2 separate regions of the Homo sapiens genome follow, and region 1 is linked to region 2. The links are chromatin contacts, found by Hi-C or POLR2A ChIA-PET in ENCODE. All regions are on one chromosome and are shown on one strand. The core of a region is the stretch at or near the end of the contact, and the rest is flanking DNA. Distances in the headings are between cores, read along the strand shown. Region 1 overlaps BCL2 (BCL2 apoptosis regulator). Region 2 overlaps BCL2 (BCL2 apoptosis regulator).

What was found. Hi-C counts contacts between places; a loop is a spot of excess contacts on that map. ChIA-PET counts read pairs that join two places held with the same protein, here RNA polymerase II (POLR2A). Pooled maps may share reads with other maps.
Region 1: a loop to region 2 is called in a pooled map, with 1.8 times the contacts of the local background. The contact joins two enhancer-like sites. A Hi-C loop is called at or near these places in 36 of 168 maps with a recorded cell type or tissue (A673, B cell, CD4-positive, alpha-beta memory T cell and 23 more), 34 of 37 single-sample maps with no recorded cell type and 27 of 50 pooled maps. POLR2A ChIA-PET finds 5 or more read pairs at or near these places in 21 of 52 experiments (A673, B cell, CD4-positive, alpha-beta T cell and 15 more).

Annotation. Positions count from the first base shown.
Region 1 is chr18:63,299,001-63,303,246 of GRCh38, forward strand. All of the region lies in intron 2 of BCL2 (BCL2 apoptosis regulator), which reads right to left. Among named protein-coding and RNA genes, the nearest start is that of BCL2, 19 kb to the right of the region's middle. Within about 2 kb of position 2,716, at least 10 of the 41 ENCODE cell types and tissues checked have a DNase peak (open chromatin) inside an H3K27ac peak, as active enhancers do; they include CD4-positive, alpha-beta T cell, CD8-positive, alpha-beta T cell, natural killer cell and 1 more, where a contact is called at or near this core.
Region 2 is chr18:63,135,641-63,139,967 of GRCh38, forward strand. The region is part of intron 2 of BCL2 (BCL2 apoptosis regulator); the gene reads right to left. Among named protein-coding and RNA genes, the nearest start is that of BCL2, 180 kb to the right of the region's middle. RefSeq lists enhancers at 2,153-3,019, 2,961-3,010. Within about 2 kb of position 2,536, at least 14 of the 41 ENCODE cell types and tissues checked have a DNase peak (open chromatin) inside an H3K27ac peak, as active enhancers do; they include CD4-positive, alpha-beta T cell, CD8-positive, alpha-beta T cell, natural killer cell and 1 more, where a contact is called at or near this core.

The sequences.
Region 1 (4,246 bases), core at 1,466-3,965, 160 kb after region 2:
AAACAGCTGTAATGGGTCCCCCTCTGCAAGCCTCAGTGTTCTCATCTGCAAGACAAGGATAAAAACACCACCACCTCCCAGTACTGTTGTAAGAAAGAAATACACGAATAGTGATAGAACGTTTAGAAAGAGTTGGGCAAAGTACAGGCCATGTGAACCTCTGCTTTATCACTGTTGTGAGTATAGCTGGGGTGTCACTTTAACACTTGCTTGTACTGCTTGTCATGTGTACCCAGCTGCCTGTGCATTCATTCATTTAGTCAATATTACTGAGCATCTATTATGTGCTTGCCTTGCGCTAAGCACTGAGTGTTCAGCGATGATCAACTGTGCACAATCTTGTTGATTCTACCTTAGAACACCTTTTCAGGTAGTCCCATCCTGGGAGTTCCTACTGCCCATGCCTTGGGGCAGCTGCCCAGCACCTTCACTTGGGCACCTGACCCCACCTTCCCATCTGGCCTCCTTGCTGCCCTCAGTGCCACCAACACACTGCTACCAGCAGTATTTTCATCAACAAAAAAATCCAGCCATGTCACTTAGTATCCTGCTAGAAACCTTTTACTGGCATTCCACTGCAGGAAAGGTCTAATCAAACTCCTTAGTGGGGCACATAGAGCCTTGGAGAGCGAGCCTCCACTATCTTCCCGCTTCATCCCCTTCCATTCCATCCCCAACTGCCTCTCTTCTGGTCACTCTGGCCTTTTTGCCATTCCCAAGCTTGGCAGGCCCTTCAATTACTCTGCTTATTTGCATATGGTACCCTTTCACATTCTCCAGAGAGCAAGATCTCTTGCTTTTTTTTTTTCTTTTTCTTTTTTTTTTTGAACAAACTCTTATGTATCCTTCAAGCCCAGGCCAAACGGCACCTTCTCTGTGAAACCATCCTTAACTTTCCCAGGAAAAAACTCACTGGACTGTAATAGATCTGTTTGTGTGTCTGTTTCCCCAGGAGACTGTCCCCCCCAAGGCCAGAGATCATGTCCAGAAACCCAGTAGGCACAAAGAATGTGGAACAAACAAATGACCACGTTTTATTGTACAGTGGTTTCAAAATGAAGTCAGGAGGCAGAGTTGAGGCTGCAAAGCAGCTCCTCACAAAAACCACTCTATGCATCCTGCAGTGGGGGAGGTGGCTCTTCTAAATATGTGTACAACTTAATTTATGCACAGACAGAATAATTTAGATGCAGTAAGACAGCAAAAACTCCCCCTAGAAATTACATCCCCGTCCACTTGAGTCAAGTTCCTACTAATTCTCTACTCTAGAAAGGGAGGTAGGAGATGAAAAAGAATGAAAGAAGTCAGCAAACGCCCCTGAAGGTCTCTCTGCCTATTTAACACACACACATTCACAGAGAAGGTGCCATTTGGCCTGGGCTTGAAGGATATGTAAGAGTTTGTTCAAAAAAAAAGAGAAAAAAACAAAAAAGAAAGAGATCTTGTGCTCCTTCTCTCTCTCTCTCTGTGTGTGTGTGTGTGTGTGTGTGTGTATTTTACTTTGATATTGCTGGGATTCCTCTCTTTCACTACAGTCTGGACTGAATCATTTCACACAAGTAAATTTTTCAGATGACTGAAGCCTAAACTTTTAAAAAATTTTAACCATTTGGAATGGAGATATTTCTGTAACTTACTACTCACTTTCCCTGAACTCTTTGACTCTTCCTACAGAAAATAACTCTGTCTTGATGACTCAGTGGCATCATTAGGAATCACTAAGATTGTCCTGTGCTACGATCCAGCGAGAACTCCAGGAGCCGTAGAGATCTTTGTGACTGCCTGCCCCACGCAGAAGAGCCTCAGAGACTCCTGAGCTGGTTTTAAGAGCATTTTTGTCTTCTTCCTTGCTGTCAGACTCTAAAATAATTCTTTGAATAATTTACAGGCCTCCATTACCTCCTCTGTCAGGTCAATTCTAATTTAATATATTTGCTGTTTCTATTGGCTGGGTGGGGAGTGGAAATGACAACCAATTTTTTGAGAAAATGGACTTTTAAAAAAGCAAATGGTATGGAATATTATTCAGCCTTAAAAAGGAATGAAATTCTGATGCATGCCATGACATGGGTGAACTCTGAAAATATGTTAGATAAAACAAGCTAGACACAAAAGGACAAATATTGTCTGATTCCACTTATGGGAAGAATCAAATTCTTCCTCGAAGAGTCAAATTTATAGAGACAGAAAATAGAATAGTGGCTACCTAGGACTGGGGAGAAAAAGAAACAGGGAGTTATAGTTTAATGGGTAGAGTTTCCATTTGGAATGATGAACAAGTTCTGGAAACAGATGTCAGTAATGGCTTACATAATAATGGTTTATGTAACAAAGTAAATGTGCTGAAAGCCACTGAACTATACATTTAAAATTGGTGGAAAACGTAAATTTTATGTATATCTTAACTCACACACACACCACATACATACATACGTATGCATATTTATACAGATATATTTTTACATGAACTGGTTGAGAAGGTTGGCTGAGCTCTTATGAGCAATGGGTATGAACTTTAGCATATGTACTTCATGACATCCCTCTGCACAGAAGGGGCTGAAATGACTTCCTAGTTCCTAGTTGTGATTCACACCGTCATCAAGAAACAATGATCTCCGAAGGCGCTAATGTATTTTGCAATCATAAAGATCTTTTACTCACAAATTACAGTACTGGCGACAAACAGGCACTCCGAGCTTCTTGGAGAACATTATGAATAATCCCAAAGAGAACTGAGCTCCAGAAGGGGCGGGGCTTTGTCCTTTTCACACGGGAAACCAGTGCGCCTGTCCACGGCACAGAATCCAAATCTACTCTTCCCTTCTCCTGAGATCAAACTCTAGAACTAAGAGGTCACATGTAAAGCTGTTAAAAGAACAAAAATACTGATTATCTGAATTCATTAGGATCTTAAGGATATGTAAAAACTACATAATGCAGTCTTTTAAATATTACAATGTTGGGTTATGTCTTATAAATGAAATATTTTAGGTAATATTGGACGAATATTTTTAAAGTAGTCTGGTCTATAAAAGAGAGGAGGCCAGGTGTGGTGGCTCACGCCTGTAATCCCAGCACTTTGGGAGGGAGGCCGAGGCAGGTGGATCATCTGAGGTCAGGAGTTCGAGACCAGCCTGGCCAACATGATGAAAACCAGTCTCTACTAAAAAAAATACAAAAAAATGAGCTAGGCGTGCTGGCAGGCGCCTGTAATCCCAGCTACTCGGGAGGCTGAGGTTGCAGTGAGCCGGGACTGCACCACTGCACTCCAGCCTGGGCAACAAGAGCAAAACTCCTTCTCAAAAAAAAAAAAAAGAGAGAGAAAGAGAGAAAGAGAGAGAGGAAATAGTTGGTGGCTTGTTCAGTTCAACTAACACAGAGCCTGGGGTTTGGGGAGCCTGATGGTGAACTCTGTCTTGCTTAATGAAAGGTCACTATTGTCCCTCTGCCCGAATAATAATTTCCCTTCCTTTTTGGCTTCCTTATGAAATACCACGAAGCTCTACTCTAAAAAGTCATAACATGTTGTGCCCAGGGAAGATGTTGAATTGAAATTTTTTAATATGTGCTTTATTAAACAAACCACTTAAAACATTATTTTTGTCCTTCTGAAGAGTGACTTATTCTGCACATGAATTCAGAGTGAGTTAAATATTCAACCTATATATGTTTCATAACACAAGAGATATATAAATAAATGAGAAAGTAGGGGGGAAAAAGAGGTTTAGTAAGGATGCAGTAAGAGTTTCCTATCTTGTCAGAATTTCGCGTTTAAGTTTCTTTTAAGAAAGTAGTTTCCTGGCCCATGCTGAAACTCCCTTAGCCCTGCAAATAACACAAGGGCATCCTGTTCAAATGTTATTATGGAAACACTGTGCTGTTCTGGGCCAAATGTATCCAAATTAAACTGAGGGGGATGGAAATAACTCTCCCTTGATACGCCCTGGTTGCTGAAGGTGGGTTTGTTTTTAAGTAGAATAAAATGTACAGCTGAATATAAAAACAGATACATCCTCATCTTGTAAACCTGAGTGACATGTCATTCCACCTCTGGACTCTAGAAGAAAAAAAACACTAAGGTCATGCCTAAAATAAAAAGAGTGAAGGGAAAAGGATCATACCAGAGGTAAAACCGCAGACTTTCCCCACCTTTTTATTAAGGTATTAGGCAGGTTACAATTTGACAGTGAGATCATTTCTCTGGAACCAGGAAGGCACTGTGGGTTTGTTTTTCCAACGCACACTC
Region 2 (4,327 bases), core at 1,286-3,785:
TCCACACTTCACCCTGATTCCACCATCTCCCATTGCTTCAGGAACCTTCCTCCGTCAATTGTCCCTGCTCTCAATTACAATTTCAATCGCATCCTTCCTTTCTGACCTCAGGTATCCTCAAAATGTCTGTGCTGATGCGTGCTCCACCCTAACCATTATCTTCTCTGTCTCTGCCCTCCTAGAAAAGCTGCCAAGCCACACTCATTGGCTCACTTCCCACCCACATTTGAACCCATTCAGTCTGGCTTCTTCCTATACTGTGCCTCTGAAACCACCCCCACAGAGACCACCAATACCCTCCATGTGGCTAAATTCACTGGGTGTGAGGTTGTATCTTAGTAGGTGCTCTGATGCCCCGGACACCAAGACCACTGAGGGTCTTCCGTGACTCTGCTCCCTTTGGGCTACCTCCTTCCTCCTGAAGAATTTCCTCTCTGTCTCCCTCAGGGGCACCTCCTCCCTGGCCTATTCTGATAAGTTCTCGATGCTGCCCATCAGGCTTCTGTCTGGACATTTTCTTTTCTCTCTTTGACCAATCTCTTTCACTCTCTTGGTCTTATATACCACCCCTATGATAATGTTCCTAACATCTTTATATCCAGTCTCACTTTCTCCCCTAACTGGCAAATACTTATTCCAATTGCTTTCTAAGACATCCCCTAGGGAGTTCGATCAACCTGCCCCAAACTCAAGCTATCATCACTCCCTCCATCAAGCCTCCCTCTCTTCCTGTCTTCAACCTGGCTATGGCATCAAGTAAACCTACAGCCTCAGAGTCTCCTAGATGTTTTTCTCTTCCTCATGCCCCATATTCATTCAACAGTAAATCCCATGGCCATAGGTTAGACTCCCTTAGAAACAGACCCTAAGACAAAGATTTGAGTGCAAGTGGTTTATTTGGGAGATGATGCTAGGAACTCTAAGGGGAGCAGGGAAGGGAGAGAAAAAAAGGAAAAGACTCATGCATGAGTTACCTCATCAAGCAAGTTATTGCTACCGGCAAACAGAGCTTACTCCTGCCAGGGAAATCTGAGGGCCGGTGTAGACCATGCATCTCTTGTTAACCCACTGAGGGACTAGGGAGCTGGGGTATTTATACACCAACTCCTGCTATTCATTGGTTGAAGGTTGCTCCTATGGAATGTCAATACCCCAGCACTCCTAGCTGGCCATGTCACAGGTGAAGTACCAATCAAGGAAATAGATACAGATGCCACATCTCTTATAGCTGGAGGTGAAGTTAGTGAGCACTGAAGTGGTAAAGGCCAGGGGACAGGACAGAACAGGGCAGTAGATGCACTGCCAATTTTACCACCTGAACACTTCTCTCTCCCTTTACCTTCTCTCCCCAGGATCACTGCTGTGATTTCCAGTCTGATCTCTCTGCCTCTGTCTGAGTCTTGTGCTTTGCCTGTAAATCTCTTCTGTGTACTGCAGCCAGAGTGATCCATTCAGAATCAAATCTGTTGCTTCCATGCTTAAGTCTAAGGTTCCCAATGCTCTGGCTCCAACCTAGTTCTCCTGCTCAGCTTGTCACTCTTAAGTCAACTTTGGTTCATTCAGAGATTCAGCTCAATCATTTTCTGCAAGCAACTTTCTCCAAATCCCTAGGTTGAGCTAAATAATCCTCGGCTGTTCCCTGTTCACAGTATTATACGAAGATCATCTGTTTACATGTCTGCCTTCCCCATTCAACTATTAGCACCTGGAGGTGCAGGACCATGTTTTATTTATCTTTGGATCCCTGGAGCATGTGTCTGTCATACGTTAGGAACTCAGCAAATGTTTGTGGAGCTGAAACAAACTGATTTGTTTTACTATATGGCAGATTTTTCAAACATCCTAATAGATAATATTTTTTTAAAAGGGGAGTATTCAGAGACCAAATAAAGGACTGGCTTAGATAAAATTCAGTGCTTTTTTTTTCTTTCAGCAGCAGCCTCTAGTGTCCTCCTCCCAGGGACTGATGGTTAGCCGGTTCCCAAGGACACAGAGGGATCTGACTGGTCAGTGTCCCTGCTATATTGGTTAGTAAATATTATCACCCCCACTCACAGGTGCTTGATTCTCCAAGAAAGGGAGTAGCATTTTCCAAACTCATTTGGCCCCTAACCCCTCTGTCAAGGAGACTGCTGCTATGTTTGGAGTATTAGGAAGACAAACTTTGACAAGTGCTGCCTAAGAGGGTGAAAGGACAATAGCAGGGCATTGGCAAGAGGGGCAGCATTGGTGCCTGTGGTGCAGGGCAGGGGAGACGACCAGAGGTCAAAGGCTGTTTCTAGACATCTATGCAAACGTAGAGACCACTGGGTATGTCCTGATCCTAGATTCCACCAAGAGGGCTGGAGACTCATTGGCAATACTATCTGTGACTACTGCGGCCACACAGAATCTATGACATGCAACCGTCAGGTGAGAGAGAACGCCAGGAGAAAGAGAAAGGACATGAAGGAGGAAGTGGGGTAGACAGACACTTGTCTTGCAGAAAGAGCGCTCCATGAAGCCAAGCAAGATTCTCCTGACACCAGAGTTGGCTCAGAGCAAGAGGGGGAGCAAGCCGCACTGGCGGCTGGGAGTGGTGGCCGGCAGAGCACACGCAAGGAAGTGAGGACTTTTTTCTACCTGAATAAAGCAGCTGGTGAGGAAGTGACTCCATTTCCCCCCTTATCATCGGCTCGGCAGGATTTCCTCCACAGCCACATTGTGCTGAATGAGTCTAGAGGGTTCCGTCTGCAGAGCAGTGTGGCTTTGGCAGCTGCATGCTTGCTTCTGTCCCCTGTGACTCTTCCTCCCGCACCCTCCCTTTACTCCCAAAATATTGTTTCCGGGTTTGGGGGAAAAGGAAAGGGAAAAAAATAACCCTTGAGCATATAACTGAAGGACACACAGCTGCCTGGGCCGGAGATGGTGAAGAGGCACGGGAGCGTGAGAAGCACAAGGATTTGCCTTCCTCCAGGCTGGCGAAGGCTGCTCCCCAAAGCCATCTCCAGTGCCTGGGGGTTGATCTTGGAGGAACTCTGGGTCCAGGGGGAGGGGCTGGTTGAAACATGGGCCAATGACATTCGTGAAACCTAATCTCCATGTCATTTGGATGTAACAAGAAACCTGCTGGAGACATGGCAGGAGATGAAAAACCCAAACAAAACAAAAACAAAACTTGCCCGCTTACCACAGTTGGTCCAGGGAAGTTCTGGTGTGTTCTGTTATGCAAATTTAGCTAAGAATGCAAATCAGGCAGGGGCCCTCAGGAGCTGGGGAGGCTGAAAAATGAGAAGCCCAAATGGGTGCTTCCTTTCTCTGGCATTATTTTCACAGTTTGAAAATAATGTGCAAAGATGGCTTATGCCATGGGCCAGGGCAGAGGAAGCTTGGCCCCAACCACCTGCTAATGGAGACTTCAGCCGGAGCTGGCTATTCCAGAGATGGACCTCAGAGGATTCCTTAGTCTAATTACCTTCTGGGCTGGGGTAGAAGATGGTGTCTGGAGGGAAGCACAGAACCAAGTTCCCTACTGCCGCACTAGCTATGCAAATACTGCAGGGCACCTGTGGGCTCATGTCCCTCCTGCAAGAAGGTGTGGTCAGTCCAGTAATTCAAAAGACGTACTTCTGAAATAGGTGGAGAAATGCATTTATAGCAAAAAGTGCTAAAAATATGTTAATAGTTATGCTATTTGGTTCACCAGGTTAGTGTAATAAACCATAACAAGAGAGACTAAAGGCCGTATCTATATGACCTTGAAATCTCATCTTCAGCGGGCTTATTCATTCAGTAACCAAACTATTTTTGTAAGGTGCTGAGTATTTAGCTTAAAGCTAAATAAGACACATGCCCTGCCCTATAGTAACTGCTTGGTAATATTCCCAGTGGCTTCCATGGGCCTGATAATTTTCTTAGTACTGAATTCAAAGCACTTTGTGTCTTGTCTGCAGGCCCATTTGCCCAGCAGTGGCCTTGCCAGGAGAGAACAGGCCCATGCTCCTGTCCTCATTTTAAGGCACACCTGAAGAGGCCCTAAAGAAAGGGCCTATATACACACAGGCCTCAGTCACCTGCTTTCCAGTGTTTTGGCTTTAAAACGAAGTTTCTTCATTTTTCTTCCTACCTTCCTCATTCCATTACCTTCTTTTGGCTAGAGCTTCCGAGGGCCCTGCCTGTTGTGGTGCTCAGCCCTCTCTTGTTTTGGGCTTATGCTATTTCACTGTTTCGGGGGGAAGTATCAAGCATAAAGTGACAAACTTAACACTTTTATGATATTGTGTTGGACATGAAAATATGTCCAGCAAAAAACTTAATTATTATAACTCAACAATAAAAACGTAAGTAG